Regions from separate parts of the Homo sapiens genome. Here region 1 is linked to region 2. Evidence: chromatin loops called from intact Hi-C (ENCODE). Cell type or tissue: mammary epithelial cell. All regions are shown on one strand. Links, peaks and the distances in the headings refer to the core of each region. The heading gives the core; the rest is flanking DNA.

Region 1 (9,068 bases), core at 699-8,698, 290 kb before region 2:
AATGCGAATTGAGAATTGCCTCAAGGAAACAAATGCTTATTTCGAACATGTACTGCATCTGGCAGAAGCAGCATGGCCCTGAAGATGAAGGTCAGAAGGCTGACATTGAGGGGCAGACACCCCCATAGCAGACACCTTTGTGGTCCGAGGTCTTCTGTCCACAGTGAGAAGGATAAAACCCAGGGCCCTCTATGTCAGACTCAATGTGCCTGTTATAATTCAAACTAATCAACCTTCCAACTCTCTGAATTAGCAAAAATTGGTTTGTTCATTGACATTATTATTGATTGTGACCAGACTCTGATGGGTGCCATGGGGATCCCAAGAGATGGAGTGAAAGATGCTCTAAGAGCCCATGAAAACCAGGGGAGGAGTAGCAGCAGCCAGCCATTTAGGTCTAAGTGCTGAATTGTAGTGGGAGCCCGAGGGGTTTAGTGTCTCCAAGGGTTAGTCAGATCAGAGAAAGCTTTGAGGAGTAGGTGGAACTTGAGCTGAGTCCTTGACAATGGAATAGTCTTGGGTAGGTATGGAGCAGCAGGGAAGATCATCCATTTGGGAATGTAGAGGGAGAAAGGAGAACAGTTCAGCATAGGGCTCTGTGGAGTGTAAGGCAGCAAGACAGATGGGATGGTGTCCTGTAGGAAACAGGCCAAGGATTCATCTCCCCTAAGCTGAAATGGGGAGGCATGCCCACAGCTTTCCAAGTGCAGGGAGAGCAGTCTTGGGGAGCAGGTGGGTGTGCCTGTCAGAGACTTCCACACATAGCACACATGAAAGAACGCTGACAGCTGACTCTGCCTCCTGCTGCTAGGTCCTGTCCGCTACCAGCTCTTCAGCATGGGGTTCAAAAGAGGTATCTTTAGAACAAGAAATGAAATTGTATATAAGCATTTGGAATGGGGATGGGCCGCTCTGGGGAACATAAAACTCTTGTGATACTGGTACTTATTTCCAAGTGTTTAATGTATAATTGGAGAAGGAAATAAACAAGATTCAGTAACAAGACAATGTTTAATGACAGTACAAGGTAGCTAGAGGAGATATATCACAGAGAAAGGGAAGTGGAGCTGATATTTGTTTAGTTCTCTGGTATGCTTAGCATCTCCTTTGCAGCAGAAGCACAAACATATACGTGCCAGATTACACTTTATGTTCAAATGACAATGAACAAAGCAATGGCTTAATCAGACGGTTGAGAAGTCAAGGAATTTGAATTAAAACTGAACAGGTAGTGAGGTGAAAGAGAACTTTGAAAGACTTTATTATTATCTGTTAGATGGTTCAGTTTATCCTCATTGCCTCCAAGTATGTCTACCAATTCCTTCCTCAATTTATAAATGGTGTGGTGGAGGACCAGAGTTTTCAGGGACCACTAATACAGAATATTTGAAGACTGGTGGCTCTATGGTTCAAATAACATTTGGAGTCAGACACAACTGCCCCTGTGATTTCAACAAATCCCTCAACTTTAATTTTCTTATCTGTAAAATGGATGTGTCTCTGGGTTAAAATCAGTTAGTAAATCAGGGTTAAATAGTATAATAAACTTAAATCAGATGAAAAACGTAAATAAACTTAGAGAATACCTGATGTATGTTAACAATTCAGATTATTTTCTTTACGATGTGAATTCCTCCTCCCTGCTTGGACAGGAAATATTATGGTCACAATTACTTCTTTCAAATCTACTGTATTTAACCTATTTTGGTATTGTGCTACACATATTATTTACCTTTTTTTCCTGCAAGATTCTGTGAGGAGAATTAGAAAAGGCAGATGAGAAAACTGATGCCCAAGAGAGTTTAAGTGACGTGGCAATTCAGATGGCACACTGGTTTTAGAACTCATGTATGTAGAAGCAACTAACAACTTTTGGTCAAAAGTTGGCATCACTTTGTGTTTTAGATACCTCATGATGTCAAACTAAGAGGCTTTGTAATCATATATACCTCGATTTGATTGTGAATCTGGCACAGAAAGTGTGTGCTCTTGAGTAAATCATTAACCTTTCTGGACCTTAATTTCCAGGTCTGTAAAATGAGGACAAGATCTTCTGCATCACAGTGCTGTTGTGTGAATTAAATTGATAATGACTGTAAAGAGCTCAGCACAAGTTAGTGGTAATGTTTAACCACCCCCCGCCCCCCAACCCTTTCACTACAAGAGAACACTTTTCCTTGACTGCACAGAGGAACACAGGCACAAGTAACGCATCAAAGCCACAGCTCAACCTGCAAACTTGATTGGCCCAGGCAGGATTGTAGAGATTTTTCACCAGGGAGCAAAGACACAAGGGTCATGCTGTTGTGTTGTGTTATTGGTTCCCAGAGGAGACACTGTTTTTTACAGCTACAGCTGGAACTGTTGGTTAATGGATAGTATGTCAGACCTCAGGTCTCAGAAGTTTCATCTCCTTTCCTTATCATAGAGATCCCTGAGTACAGAGACTAACGGCATATGCTTAGTTTTGTCTTAGGCTCAGCCAGCCCAGCCAGGCTGAGCTGCAGAGTCAGCAGAATCTGATAAAAAGGTGGAAGGTACCAGCCCTGGCTTTGAAGGGCTTCTGGTTGAGGAGACAAGGCTCAGTACCTGGGAATGTCAGAGCTGGAAGGGGCCACAGGGTTGAACTCATGTTCTCTGGTCCCAATTCTACATATAATGATGGGAAGACTCAGGGAGAAAAAGGAACTTGCCCAAGGCCACCAGCTCTAAATGGTGGAGGAGGGATTAGAATGTGGAATTCCTGACTGTACCCAGTATTATTTCCTCCATGAGACAAACTGGAAACAAGAGAAGAGCAATAATCAAACAACAGCTAAATGGTCAGGTTAGCAGATGCAAAGGAAACAAGTTGTCTGTGCTTCTCACTGTGTAGCAAGATGGAGGAGGTTGGTCTTCAACTCCTGTCCCTCAGGGCTTGACTTGGAGTCTTAGAAGAGAGGGTGGCACTTAGTCAAATGCTAGCTTGGTGATCAACTATGGGAGTAAATCAAATGTAACAAAAAAGTTTGCACACTTACTAAGGTGATCCCAGTATGTTCTTTCATAATTATTATCTCATTTAATCTTTACTTCTTGAAACAATCCTTGAGGTAGGATTATTACCCCATTTCCAAATGAGACTTGAAAAGATTAAAAATGTTTCCTAAGAACACAATTACTAAGTGGAAAAGGGAGGCTAAGAAATCTAAACCTATGTCATCAAGTCAGAACTGCTTCCATTCTTCTTTTTAAGGAGAAACATGGCTTGAACACTTACTGTTGGACAGTTACTCCCAGTGTTCTCTATGCTTCCAGCTGTGCAGAGACTCATTTAAAATATAGCCCTTGTCCTCATGGAGCTTGTGGTCTAGTGGGAGAGAGAGGCAGGTAATTAAAATGTTGAAACAGAGCTTGCCAAATGCTTTGTGAGAGCAGAATGACCAGGGAAGTGAGAGCAAGACCGTGCGTGTGTGTGTCTGTGCACATGTGTATGCAGGAAGAGGTAGAAAAGGAGGGTCCAGCCAGTCTCCATGAAGGAGGTGAAATCTGACCCAATTCTTGCAGGATAACAAGAGTTAACCAAGTAGAGAAAGGAGAAAGGGCCAGCTAAACAGAGGACCTATCAGGGAATCATATACAGTAATGCCCATCAGTGGGACTTGGGAGATCTGCAGCTTACGAGATGCTGCTAGAGCATGTGGTAGGTGAAGTAGTCTGGAAATGCTGCTTGGAAGAGGTAAAATGTGATCAGGAACTTACCACACAAGTGCAGAGTATAAAAACACCACTGAGTAGGAGCTTTGTCCTTTGCTATAGACAGGTGATGTATCTTCAGGGTCAGAGAACCATGGTGTAGAGCTGCCCTTGCTCTTGCCGATTGAGAGCTAGGTAAGAGTTGGGTCACCTGCTAGATTTACCAGTGTTGTGGAGCATTTACTCTGGGTGTTTCTGCAGCTGGAAGGAATTCCGGAAAGATTACTTAGTTATAGGCAGCTGAGTCAAGTGGTGTCTGTCTGGCCTCTCATTCAACATTCACCGAATGAGTAATTTGGAGTGTCTCTCTGTATCAGAAACTGTGCCAAGCCCTGGGGGTGACCATGGTGAGCCAAATAGGCACAGGTCTTACCCTTCAAGGGCTTATCATCTAGTGGAGAAGGCAGAGTTTGAAACCAAGAATGGCACAAATATTTAATTATATAATTAATGTTAGGAAAGACAAGTTCTGGCCTACAAAGGCACAAAAAGGGGAGTTATGATCTGGTTTGCGATGCTCAGGGAAGAGGCATTTAACCTCAGCCTGAGTAATGAAGAAGTCTAACTCCAGGGGAGCAAGAGGAAGATTCCAGGTGCATGCAAAGTCCCATGAAGTCACTTGTGACTCCCCACCAAAATACCTTAGAAGACATAAAGAAGGATGAATAATCAACCACTCCCAAAGCCAAAGTCAGACAGTCAGTCTCTTGCCAGAACCTGACAAGAGATTCTTATAACTATAGGCCAATGAGTCTAGGTTGAAAATACAATTTCTTCCTCATCTGTAATTAAGTAGGATCACACTCCATCTTTTTACACCATTTGCTTTCTTAATCAGTTTCTGTCAACCAGAAAAGCAGGCAGTCATCAAGTCTACTGTATGGGCAGCTTGAACAAAACCAGCTAAAGACTTCCCTCCCTGACATCATTATGCATATTCTCAAAGACTATAGCTCTCAGAAGACAAATGGGCAAGAGTGGGAAGGGGAGTTCTGGGAGGAGTGGAAGAAGGGCATTGACTTCTGGGCAGAGATGTTGCTTCAAGTAAAGTTCTGAGGTGAGCATGGAGTCTTTGTCATAGAGCATATTGTGAAGTTTAGCTGTTCAGCTGTTTTTGTGAATCCAACAGAAAAGACTTTTCTCAGTTCAGCAAAACAATAGTAGATGGATGTTTACTCTCAGTGGTGTTCTAGTATATGCTTAACACCCTGTTTTCCAGATTTTTTAAAAGCACTGACTTGTAAAGTTTGCTCGTTCTTATGGTGTAAACACTCCCACCATGGCTGAGCTCCCTTGCCCAGGCTGGAGTGCAGTGGTGCGATCTCGGCTCTCTGCAACCTGAGCCTCCTGGGTTCAAGTGATTCTTCTGCCTCAGCCTCCTGAGTAGCTGGGATTACAGGTGCATGCCACCACGCCCGACTAATTTTTGTGTTTTTAGTAGAGATGGGGTTTAGCCATGTTGGCCAGGCTGGTCTCGAACTCCTGACCTCAGGTGATCTGCCCACTTCAGCCTCCCAAAGTGCTGGGATTACAGACATGCGCCACCGCACTCCATGGCTGCATTTTAAGCTACCAACTTAATGCCACTGAATGTGGAGTTGGGGAGAGATACACACAGTGGGCTCTTATGAACCCATAGGCACTAGCTTCATTGCATCCCTGGTTACTGTTCACTAGAACTTGATATGGTCTCTGGTAAGAGGAGTAGCTCGAAGAGGAGGATGTGACTGGCTTCACAATGGGTAGAAGGTAGTCCAGTACTTCCTCTGTAGGCCAGGCTCTCTCCTCATCAGAGTGTGAGCAAAGAAACAGAACCCAACACAAGCCCTCCTGAGGTGGAAGAAACACTTAAAACAAGGTAAAAGGAACAATATCAGGAAAATTAGTTAATCCAACAGCAACATTAGAGTTTCAGAAAGCTACCTGGCATCTTTGACAAGAAGTATGACCCATGGAAAAGGAGCATTAAGAAACAAGGACGGAGCATGCTGATGAAAAGACATCAGAATCAGCTGAAAAGTGGATGCATAAAGTAAAGAAAGATTGCAGGGATACAAAATGTGCAATTGCAGAATTAAAAAAAAATCCACAGTGAAGTCAATAAAGGCAAAGGGGGCATGGAAAATAGAATCAAATTGGTATTATGGAGAACAGATTGGGGTATGCTCTCCCACAAGGCAAAAGAAGGAAAGAAAAGCAGTGAGAGAGAAAATGATAGAAATGGAGAACAGAGATGAGAGCTCTAAACTCAGAATTACAGGAAAAACTTCGAAAGAAGCCAGAACCATTTAATGGAAGAAATTACCAAAGGAATAATTGAAGGGAACATTCCTGAACTAGAAAGAACCTGCATCTACAGATCCAAAAGGCTCATTATGTTCCAGGAAAATTAAAGGGAGAGAGCTCCACACTACACTCATTTTGTCATTAATAAAATTCTAACATAATGAAAAAGAAAGTCTTCAATTATAAACACATAAAGCAAGTTGCCTAAAGAGGAAACCAAATCAGGCCAGCCTCTGTTTTCCCTTCATTAGTTTAAATGCTGAAAGACATGCTACAAAATTTTGAGGCAAAAAGTTCTAGCCTGAGAATTATCTGGTCAGCCCAGTGTGTTTTACGTGTGAAGATGAAAGAAATGCCTTGTGGTATGGGAATTTGCAGAGTCCAGAGCCGAGGGAGGACTGAGGATGAAGAGCTTGGGGAAGTTTGCAAAAGTTCAGGAATGAAGCCGAGTACTCTTCCTGTGTTTGGGATTGTTTGCCTTTAAGACCTGAGAGGTGCACGTGTTGTTCATGTGTTTATTTTGTAATAAGGAGCATGGAGTTCTACTACCAAGAAATACAGTAAAATTTTTTTAAAAAGTAAAAATAATAAGCTAGTGAAGTAGGCTGGGAAACCACCTTTTTTTTTTTTTTCTGTTCATTGATGAGACACTGAGGCTGAAAGAGGCTTATGAAGGCTCCTAAGTGGCAGAACTAGGCCAGGAATTCATTTCTTTTGACTCCTGTTGAATATACTAAGGGCCCTATCTCTACCACCTTGTCCTTTTGGAAAGCAACAGTCAGGATGACAATGGCCTGTATGTGCATGGCACCTGGGCAAAGCAGAAGAGGGAGGTGAATAAATGATGCTGGGAAGCCCAGCTTGAGTTGCTTTGTTCACTTGTTAATTCAGCCATCCAGCATTTCTTGAGTGTTGATTATGTGTTGGCCATGGTGCTAGGTGTTAGGATTTTGTGGATGAATACGACACAAGTCCTGCCTGTTCCCAAGAGACTCACAATACTGCTGTAAGGGAGAAATACCCTCATGTACTCAATAATAATACCTATGATCTAGCAACTTGACAGGGGTAATCATATAGACCAGGCACAGTCTAAGGCACTGGTTCTGACTCTAGGCCATCAGAACCACTGAGAGGGCTTGGTAAAAGCTGGCGTGTTGGGTCCCAGCTCTGGAGCCCTGATTCAGTAAGTAGAGCTCGAGAACTTGCATTTCCACCAGGCTTCAGAATAAGTAAGAATTCCCAGTTGGAGAATGTATTTTAGACTAGGAAAAATATTCTATCTAGCAGTTTTGGAGGGGAGGGAGGATGTACTCTGGAACTTATTTGGGTATAAGTCACATCTAGCCAAGCAGGATTCCCCTGGCCATTCAGAGAAATAATTCTTTAGGTTCATGCTGTTCATTTTGGAGTGTACCCATAGGTCTATGGCTCTGCAGGGCAAAATTACAAAGTGTTAAGTATGAAACAGACTTTCGTCCCAACCCATTCATTGCTAAGGCAAGTGTGGGTCATAAGAGATCCACAAAGTGTGGGTAAAAGACTCATAGTGGCTTGTCTAGCATCTGACTGCCTGTGAACAGCAGAGCTAGGAATAAAGACAAAGTTTTGGACTCCTATCTCAGTATTCTTTCTAAATACATCTGTTTCTTTTCCTTGCCCTTTTGTTTGCCTGGGGCCGACAAGGCTGTTATCTCCTAAGCAATTTTATCTTTCCAATCCTCCTCCACTCCCAGCCCCCACTGCCGCCCCTGCCCAAGTCCTGCAGGCAGTCATAGAAGAGTTAACTTTTGTTGGACTGAAGGCCTGAGCCAAGTACAGAGTGTCCATTGTGTGCCCGCCCCCTCAGGAGGAGTCACTGACTGCTGGAATGTGACAAGGCAAAACATTTTTACCTTGCCTTGGCTTCCCCAACTCTGAGTGCGTGAGCCTGTGCGTGTGCTCACACGCGCATTTTGGCAGGGCTGAATCACAAGAGGACTCGCAGTTGATACCCAGACTCACCAAAAAATTGAGCTGTGAATTTGGGGAGGCAGGTACGTGCTGGGAAGGAAGCTAAAGGAGAACAACAGCTTTGTGTGCTGATGAAGTAAACAGACAGGTTAGGTTTCTTTGCTGTTTCTTTTGAAAACTTATTTTATTTTATTTGTCTAAGATGAGGGTCACATATGGACACCAGGGGCTGGATTATAATCCTCAGGATAGGCAGCAAATTTGGCTGGGGCTGCTGCCTGGGTGGGTGGAGCTGCAGTGGGAGTAATTTGAACTACACGACTTTGAATAGCTGTCAGAGGGCGAAGCCATTTTCATTCAGAAAAACCTTGAAATCCTCCAAGCACCCAGTCCTGCAATGGATGCTATAGGTAATGTCAGCATTATACAACTACAGTTAGGCTCAACCTGAGGCTGAGCTGCAATCATGTTAGAGAAATAAGATTTATATGCCCAGAACAGCTAGAAGACAATACAAGGCTGGTATTTAGTGGCGAACTATACAGCTGGGTGCAATGTCAGTCCGGCCAAGGAGTGAGCACCACGGTCTGGAGTTTACAGAATGTTGCCATGGAGAATTGAAGACTTGGGGATGATCTGGAAATATGGAAAGGCTTGGGATCTTTTTATTCATTTGTTTATTCATTCCTTCGTGCAACAAACATTTGGGGAACACCAATTGCATGGCCGGCATTGCAAGGATGAGAGGAAGTGGATATAAGAACAGATTCTGTGTATTTTAAAAAATACAGAAAGAACTATGTATAACATTGCTGTGGAGACTGGTTTGACTTGAGTAGTTACTGCAAGTTGGTGGCTAATTTGCTTTGGTCTTTTAAGGCGAGATCAGTATGAAAAGTCTGGAATAGATGAATTCCTAAAGATTAAGGCTATTTGAAACTGCATTACTGTTTTACCTACAGTATTTATTATGACATACTCACATTGCCCTGGTTTGGGTCTTCAAGCAATGTGAATGAAATTTCAGCTGAACTTTCTTATGGCCCCCTGCCTCTAACATCAGATTCCCTTAATCCAACCCTCACACCATGTAC
Region 2 (9,068 bases), core at 921-8,920:
TTTGATTACAACTTGCGTCTTGTCACAAACCATGGTTTAGTAGGGTTGGAAATGAGGAAATTTTACTACAATATGTATTATAAGAGCCAATTTCATAGATCGTAGAATCTCAAAGTTAGAGGAAAGCTTAGAGGTCATCCAGCCCCAAGTAGTTTCTCTGATTCGCACATTCTTCTGCTTTAAAAAAAAAAAAAATCTAGTCTCTAGAAACTCATTACTTTATAATACAACCAAGTTCAGTTCTGAATAGCCCCGACCTCCCGTGCCTCTCCCGTCTCTTACAAACGGAAACTTTGTCAGAGGAGGGAGAGGCAGGGAGGTTGAGGAGCCTTGAAAGGCTTTTTCCTTTTTCTCAAGCACTGGGGCTGCTCACCTTCACTGAAGGCACAGAAGGTGCAGGCCTCCAGCAGGAAGACAAGAGCCCATCCCTGCTGCCAGTTTCAGAAACAGTTTCCACAGCTCTAGGTTAAGGTTATGGTCATGTGTAGCAGGGTAAGAGGTTGCAAAGCATGGTCCTAGGGAAGCAGTAGGAGCCCAGGTTTGAAAGCAAGAAATATGGGTCTTCTAGACCTAGCTCTCATGGACAGGCTGTTGGTTTTGGCCTTCGCAGATCAGTACTTCTGCCTGGGCCTCAGTTTATGCATCTGTAAAAAGAAAGAATTGCATTAAATCAGTGGTTCCCAAAGTTAAAGTGGTCCCCAGACCAATAGCATCTGCCTCATTTGAGAACTTGTTTGAAATGCAAATTCTCAGGCCTTATCTCAGACCTATTAAATGAGAACCTCTGAAGCAGGAGAACAATAATCTATTAAAAACCGATGCACCCTTAAGTTTGAGAAACATAATTCTGCGTGATCTTCAAGGCCCTCAATTCCAGCCGTAACATCCTGTGAATCCCTGAGGCAGAGGCCCAAAACTGCAGCCAGCTCACTTGCCCCGACTCTCACCGTAATCTCTCAGGTTCCAGCAGTTTCTTTCTGTCTCTCCTTGGATCCCTGAGCCAAGCTACAGAGCCAGTTGGCTTCAGGAGGTGACTCTAACTCCCAGAACATGTACCTCCCTTAAAAAATCTATATCCAGTCTTACACGGAATCAATGCTTACAGTCACCTTGTATCTAAGCAAACTGAATAAAGCTGGAAGCACCAGCAAACCTGCTTATTTATTTCATGACAAGGGAAACAACTTTCAGTTCTGTGGGACTTGACACCTTTGTCAATAAAATCTGCAGATTGCACAATATAGAGTTGTTTTAGAATTCATCTTTCTGACAATAACAGGACTTTGCAAGAGAAGAGCATCCAGGGGTTATTATGGCAGCCACATCTTTGCCCTGAGACTACTGGCTGCCTTGCCCACATTTACCTTTTACATCAGAACCACTCAGTGAATCTACATCGGCATAGAGAAGAATAAGGGAAGAATTTTAAAGCATGTGCCCCCTTTTGGTTGCTTCTTTTTCCCCCGCTTTTTCGTATGTCTAAAGAAGGCAACCAGATTTGATTTTTTTTAAGAAGCCCTTAGTTTTAATAGCTGATTAGCCTACAATAAGGTCGAACTTGTGTTTTGTTTCTAATTAGCAGTAAAAACAACAGGGTATTAACGTTTGCAGTTGCTTCACTGTAGCATCTTTCCAAGATTTTCTATTCACGCTGTTCAAAAGTGCCATATACATTGGAAATGTGCATTTATATTCAGAGCAAGCTTATTGTAGGAAGCATAAAAAAACACCCCATAAAGCGAAAGTTTGGGGAAGGTGGGGTGGAGTTGAAGGTAGTAAAAGCCTCTCAATTGCTTGATTGTGTGAACTGAAGTTGCTGTAGAGTAAGTCACCATTTGTGGTTTCACAGCTCTGGAATAAATGACACTTCCAATAACATTATCCTATACAGGTGTAAAATATACAAATTGGGTGAGGAAAATGGTAGCATCATTGAAATGCGCACAAGCAAAAAGCCTGGGAAGCAAGCATATGGCAGAGTGCCGGGCTGGGGAGGCAGGGGCCGCCGGCTGGAAGATCCACACACCTTGGCTTCCTGGAGCAGTCGCCTCAGGGGGCCAGAGCCAGAGCTCCATGCTTCCACATCTAATTTGGATGATTCTGTGATTATTATATCATTTAGGGTATTCCCTGCCTAAACTCTTTTTAAATTTATGGCTCTGGTTCGACTTGCATTTTTTTCCCTCCTCTTCTGAGTTTGTCATGAGTTGTTGAAAAGCATATTCAATCAAGCAAGAGCATAGCTTTTTGAGTTTATCCATACAAGTAAAATAACAGATTTAGTGAGTGATAAGCGAAGTAGTCATCAACATAGATAAATATAGAGACTGAAAGCTCTATCATTTATGTATTTCTTCTGCAGCAGAATATATGATGCTTCCTCTTATTTTATTTCTGTTCCCAGTGGGTCATATAATTTCTGCTGGTTTATGAAGGCTAATCTTAAAACCCTTTTTGACTTCTACATTTAAAGGCTTGGAAGTGAGTATGACATCATGGGGGACACTCCAAGCTTTAGTGAGGAGTCATGGGTTTCAGTACTAGTTTGCTCTGCTAAACCCAGTCCCTGGCCTGAGGGCAGCCGTGTTTCTATGCTGATTTTATAGATGGTGACACCAAGGCCTAGAACAATTAAGGGACTTTACAAGGTCATGGGATGCTTAACTTCAGCCCTGACTATAACTGCAATTATGGTATGTGGGCCCCCTGAGAAGTCACCGAAAACCCCTGTCTAATATTTCCTGTGGACCCTCAACCTCCAGACCACCAGGCCTTGTAGGTAACTTATTCAGTGGAAGCCAGGCCAATTGAGTAAATCATGATTATGAACATTGAAAAATGAGAGGAGAGAGAACATGAACAGAAGCATTTTAGTTTATAGAATCATAGAGTTGGAGGCATTTCTTCAAGCAGACAGATTTTGTGCGTATCAAAACGTGATTGGGGAAAAACAGGTACACGTAGCCTCCTTCAGATGCATTTTCTGTTATGGTCAAGTTCATTCCAATAATAATTAATTTGAGGGCTTGTGAAATGTTAGGTGCTATTCTAAGTGTTTCGTATGCATAACTTTATTTTTCCACCAACCAGCTCTAAGAACTAGGGACACTCTTACCCCCATTATACAAATCAGGGACATGAGGCATGGAGTGAAGAAGTAGATTTCCAAGGTCATAGAGCCCACATGGAGTAGAGCCAAGATTTGCCCCAAGCCCAATTCCAGAGCCCATACTCCTAACCACTGTCCCATTGCCCTTCTTGTAGGAGCAGATTTTCAAGTCTCATTTTCAGTCCCTCCTGCTGCAGCAGCAGGCCTTATTTTTCTTGCTGAGTAACACCAGAAATGGTAATCAGCTCATGCCAGCTGAGTGCTTTCTTCTAGGCTTGGCAACAGCCATGAGCCCATCACCTGGTTAAATAACCCCCTGCTTGCCACTCCATTCCTTTGGTCTGTGATGGTATGGAACTTTGGGAAGAACCCAGAGACTAAATATCTGTTTGCTGTCTGTCATTGAACAAGTGACTCACCTTTTCTCAACTTCAATTTTGCATTTGTCAAAAGATTGTTGTTCCTGACCTGGCCATCTTAGAAAAGGTACAGAATCAAAATACCATATAGGCCAGGTGCAGTGGCTCATGCCTGTAATCCCAGCACTTTGGGAGGCTGAGGCAGGTGGATCACAGGTCAGGAGTTCGAGACCACCCCGGCTAACATGGTGAAACCCCGTCTCTACTAAAAATACAAAAATTAGCCGGGCGTGGTTGCATGAGCCTGTAATCCCAGCTAGTCAGGAGGCTGAGGCAGGAGAATTGCTTGCACCTGGGAGGCAGAGGTTGCAGTGAGCTGAGGTTGCACTCTAGCCTGGGAGACAGAGCAAGACTCCGTCTTGGGAAAAACAAAAACAAAAACCATGTATCAGTGGTCCTCAACTTTTTTAGTGCTAGGGACTGGTTTTGTGGAAGACAATTTCTTCACAGACAGGCAGGGCAGGGGAGTGGGGTGCGGAGAAGGGAGGATAATTTCAGGAAGAAACTGTTCCACCTCAGATCATCAGACATTAGATTCTGATTAGGAATATGCAAGCTAGATCCCTCACATGGGCAGTTCACAATAGGGTTCAGGCTCCTATGAGAATCTAATGCTGCTGTTGATCTGACAGGAGGCGGAGCTCAGGCGGTAATGCTCACTCCTCCTGCACCTGCCGCTTAACTCTTGCTGTCCAGCCCAGGTCCTAACAGCATACCAGTCCATGGCCTTGGGTTTGGGGACCCCTGCCATATATGCTATAACTACAGAATGATGTACAATGATGAAGTGATGTTGGCATTATTATTATATGTCATCAGGATGTGGTGTGGATTAAATGAGGTCACACCTCTAAAGCATTTTTCTGTCATGTTGCCTGACATGTAAGAGGCACTATGAGTTGGTTGGTTATCATGTTACTAATTATTATCATTGCTAATGTACCTTGCAGTGATTTAAAGTTTACATGCTTAATTTGCAGAGAAGGCACGAATTTTAAGTTTACATAATTCAAAGTTTACATGCTTAGGCCGGACGCAGTGGTTCACATCTGTAATCTCAGCACTTTGGGAGGCCAAGGCGGGCAGATCACCTGAGGTCAGGAGTTCGAGACCAGCCCGGCCAACATGGTGAAACCCTATCTCCACTAAAAATACAAAAACTAGCCAGTCGTGGTGGCGTGCGCCTATAATCCCAGCTACTCGGGAGGCTGAAGCAGGAGAATCACTTGAACCCAGGAGGCGGAGGTTGCAGTGAGCGGAGATCATGCCATTGCACTCCAGACTGGGCGACAGAGACTGTCGCCTTTTGAACATAAAATGTTTAAACACTGAATGAGGTGTAAGAGATCTGTCTACATGTGCTTTCAGGTTACAAATGTGGGTAGGGGTTCTGAGATGCTAAAATTGACAAGAAAGTCTTAAAAAAAAAAGTTTACTTGCTTAATTTGCCAGAAATGGGCAGTGCCTCAGAGCTAAGCAGTAGGTACTATTGTTTCCATTTTCAGATAACTTGTAACTTGTTCAGAGTCTAGTTTTGTTCAGATTTTATTTCTCTGGAGCTATGCTATTCCTCTGTCTCTGTCTTAAGTGGCCCAGACAACTGTACATGTGATAATATAATAGTAATAATAATTCTGGCTTGGGCTTAATACACTTATTAATGTTGAAGTATTTTAAGCTGTGGAATCAACCAAGGAGCACAGTCTTATTTATTTCATATGAATCTCACGCAAGGGCACAGTTACTTGAGTAATGATTCTTTTTCTTCTTTTAAATGTTCTTAACTTAAATCTACAGTACAACTGTTTAGTTTTTACAGTGTCTAGGTACCAGTCTATCAATTTGTCAGTAATCACTCTGTAATCCACCATTTAGTATCTGCAGGATTACTTGTAATCTGCTTTTAGGGCTATGAATTCTCCATTGTTCATTTTCACTGTTCAACCTTTAGCCAGCTACATTGCCAAAAGTACCATGATTTCCTCACAGATTTACAATGAAGGGCACAGAGATCCTGCAGGGGAAGCTAATGTAAGACTTTTTGATTTAGAAACAATATTTGGAGCCAAGAACCAGAGTACTCAATACTCCACTAGAGTCTTGTTCCCAGAGGGAAAGAGCAACCAATTTATAGATTTTTAGTTTTAAAGTGAGTTAGAAAAATATACATTATGGCAGAGAGTAGCTAAGGAACAACTACAAAATGATGTTGCTTCTTCTGGTGTGCGTAACCAGACCTCTCCATCCCAGTGCGAACATCATGGTGTACTTAGTCAAACCTCGATAGGATAGCCTGCTACACACCTAAGCTATATGGTGTAGCCTTTTGCTCCTAGGATACAAACCTGCCCAGCATGTTAGAGTACTGAATACTGTAGATAACTGTAACACAATGGTAAGCATTTGAGTATCTAAACATAGAAAAGGTACAGCAAAAATACGGTGTCAAGGATAAATAATGGTATGCCTCTCTAGCGCACTTATTGTGAACGGAGATTATAGGACTGGAAGTTGCTCTGAGTGAGTCAGTGAGTGAGTGGTGAGTGATTGTGAAGGCCTAGGACATTACCATATACTATTATAGATTTTATAAATGCTCTACACTAAATGTATAAAAAAATTTCTTTCTTCATTAATAAATGAAATGTGGCTTACTGTGACTTTTTACTTTATAAGGTTAAGTTGTTTTTAACTTTTTCACTTTTGTAATACTTATATTAAAACACATTCTACAGTTGTGCAAAATATTTCTTATATTCTTATTCTATAAGCCTTTTCTTATTTTGATTTTTTTTTTTTTTACTTTTAAACTTTTTGGTTAAAAACTGAGGCACAAACAGATACATTCACCTAGGCCTACATAGCATCAAGATCATAAATATCACCAACTTCCACCTCCATAGCTTGTCCCACTGGAAGGTCTTCAGGGGCAATAACACGTATGGTACTGTCATCTCCTATAATAACAATGCCTTGCTTATTCTGGAATGCCTCCTAAAGGACCTGCCTGAGGCTGTTAACTTTTTTTTATAAGTAGAAGGAGTGTACTCTAAAATAACAATAGTTAGTATAGTATAGTATAGTATAGTATAGTATAGTATAGTATAGTATTGTATTGTATTGTATTGTAACTAAAACCAGTAACATAGTCGTTTATTATCATTATTAAGTATTATGTACCGTACCTAGTCCTATGTGCTAACTTACACATGACTAGCAGTGCAACAAATCTGTTTATACCACCATCACCACAAACACTTGCATAAAGCATTGTGTAATAGCCTCTATGATATTGTAGTGGCTTACAACATCACCAGGCATTTTAGGAGTTTTTCAGTTTCACTACAATTTTATGGGACCACTAACATATATGTGGTCCGTCACTGACCAAAACAATGTTATGCCATGTATGACTGTATTTAAAGCTCCTTCTCCAGAAGAGCCCCCAGAGTTTTCCTGCTGACCACTCTCTAGTCACACATGTTTGAGACAGACAGCAATAAGATAGCATAAAACACAGAGACTCATGAAGTCAGTGGTACGCAAACCCCCAATTAGGATTATTGCCTGTCCATCAATAACAATCACTAGACAATGCAGATTCTGGTTCAGCTGCCTCTGCTCAAAATGCTTTGGAGCTCTCTTGGAAATTCTTTCAAGCCCTGCCACATTCTTCTAAATATCTGAAATGTCTTTGCCTTTGAAAGGAAGATGTGATTTATGGAAACAGCCAAATCACTTGGAGCCAAGTCTGGCCGGGAGGTCAAGATGGGTAATGTTAGTTTAGAATTACCCATTTTAGATAGGAGCGCTGTCAGAGGTTTCTCAGCAATGATTGGTTTGGTTCTCCGTGAAGATAAAGCAGTTTATTATCTTTAAGCTTGCTGTGGAAAAATACACATAATTAAAACAAATTTAATATTGATAATAATCCTAGTCTCTCACCCTGTTTACTATTATGTTGTAGCACAGCAGCATGTGCCTGTATGTATGAGAGTGTGGCCATGTGTGTTTGATTATATGTAAATAGATCAATCTACAGTTAGATAGACAGACATATATAGATACAGCTATATATACTGTTTCTCATGAGATATTTTTTCATTCCCTTTTCCCAGGCATAGTTTCCAGAATTCTCCTATAAATGTGAACCTGTTTAATTGTTGATATTCTCCTAAGATAAGCAATTCTTAACCTTTTTTTAAAAGGTTACAGCTACATAGTTCTTTTAGAATCTGCTGAAAAGTATGCACCCTTTTGTAGAAAAAATAGAAATATATACACATTCATACGATTTGGAAAAGAAGGGACACAAATATCATGTTTAAAACTTTCGACCTAGGATTTGAAAAGCGGCATAAAATTCACATCATAGGATATATTTACAAAACTAAGCTAAAAATGACTTTTCAGTAGACACTGTACATTATTATATAGCATCTCTAGTTAATTAGTTGAATTTCAGGTTGCCTGAATAAGGCTAAGAACAAATAAGTGATGATAATGGAGAAGGAGAAAAGTCAGTGGGTCATTGTGTATTGACGTTGGGATTAAAATAATATAAAAGGTTTCTGTTTACAAGATACAGCAGGCAAGAAATACTTCAAAACCTTTCTGATATAAAATGTTTAAAAGCTGAATGAGGTGTAAGATATCTGTTTACACGTATTTTCAGGTTAGAAATGTGGGTACAGGTTCTGAGATGCTAAAATTGACAAGAAACCTCTAATACAAAGAGGTAGCTAGCCTTAAAGTTGATGGGCTTTTTCTGCAGCTATCTGCCTATTTCTGGATGTTCAGACTGTTTGGTTTATTTGGTTGCTTATAGGGAAGAGAAAACAAATGTAATTCCCATGGAATCTAGGATGTATGACCAAAAATTCCTTTCAAAGAGTGTATTTTATAAGGCAAAACCCTCAGTAAAAGACTGAAATAGCATATAGCCCATCATAGTCTTCACTATAGTTGCAGGGGCCAGTAACCTCTGAGAAATCTTAATCTCAAGACAGTTCTCATATGAATAGGGGGTCAGGGGAGCAGGGTCAAAATAGGTACTTGCTTTGTGACTACAAATGACCAAATGAAAATTTTAGTTTAAAATTCTCCTGGTTTGGTGGAACCCTTAGGCACCTAACAAGTGGAAGTGCATATTATCTCTGGAAAAATGCACTTAGTAACCATGACTCAAATAGTTCTCATAGAAGAAATGCCAAAAACATAAATCATGATAAAATATGATAATGCAAAATACATGAGGAAACAAGTTTTTATAAGACTCAGCAGAAGCAACAAGGAGTAAAATTAGACCCACTATATCTGGAAAAATATGAATCCCCTCAACTACAAGATAAGTAAGCTCAATATGTTTTAAAAAGTAAAGAAGAACATCAAAAGAATAAGTACAACAGATTATGAAATATGGCAAGGTAGATTTGAAAACTGCCCAAATAGAAAGTCTAAAAATGAAATACATAATAATTTAAATTAGAAACACAATGATGGATGATGTAGCAAATTAGGAATAGCTAAAGAGAGATTTG

Evidence for each region. A loop is a pair of places that touch in the nucleus more often than their neighbours do. Peaks named below come from ENCODE experiments on the same cell type or tissue, not always from the same donor. Only the 100,000 strongest peaks of a DNase experiment are listed, where the experiment ranks them.
Region 1: it touches region 2 in a loop (2.6-fold over the local background); 2 of 110 quality-filtered maps call a loop at or near these places.

Annotation. Positions count from the first base shown.
Region 1 is chr18:44,689,221-44,698,288 of GRCh38, forward strand. The region is part of intron 1 of SETBP1 (SET binding protein 1); the gene reads left to right. Among named protein-coding and RNA genes, the nearest start is that of SETBP1, 13 kb to the left of the region's middle. In mammary epithelial cell, for the core only: no CTCF peak of the experiment used is centred there; DNase peaks (open chromatin) are centred at 4,021, 4,331 and 7,911; H3K4me3 peaks cover 845 bases; H3K27ac peaks cover 3,719 bases.
Region 2 is chr18:44,980,304-44,989,371 of GRCh38, forward strand. All of the region lies in intron 4 of SETBP1 (SET binding protein 1), which reads left to right. Among named protein-coding and RNA genes, the nearest start is that of MIR4319, 15 kb to the left of the region's middle. In mammary epithelial cell, for the core only: no CTCF peak of the experiment used is centred there; no DNase peak of the experiment used is centred there.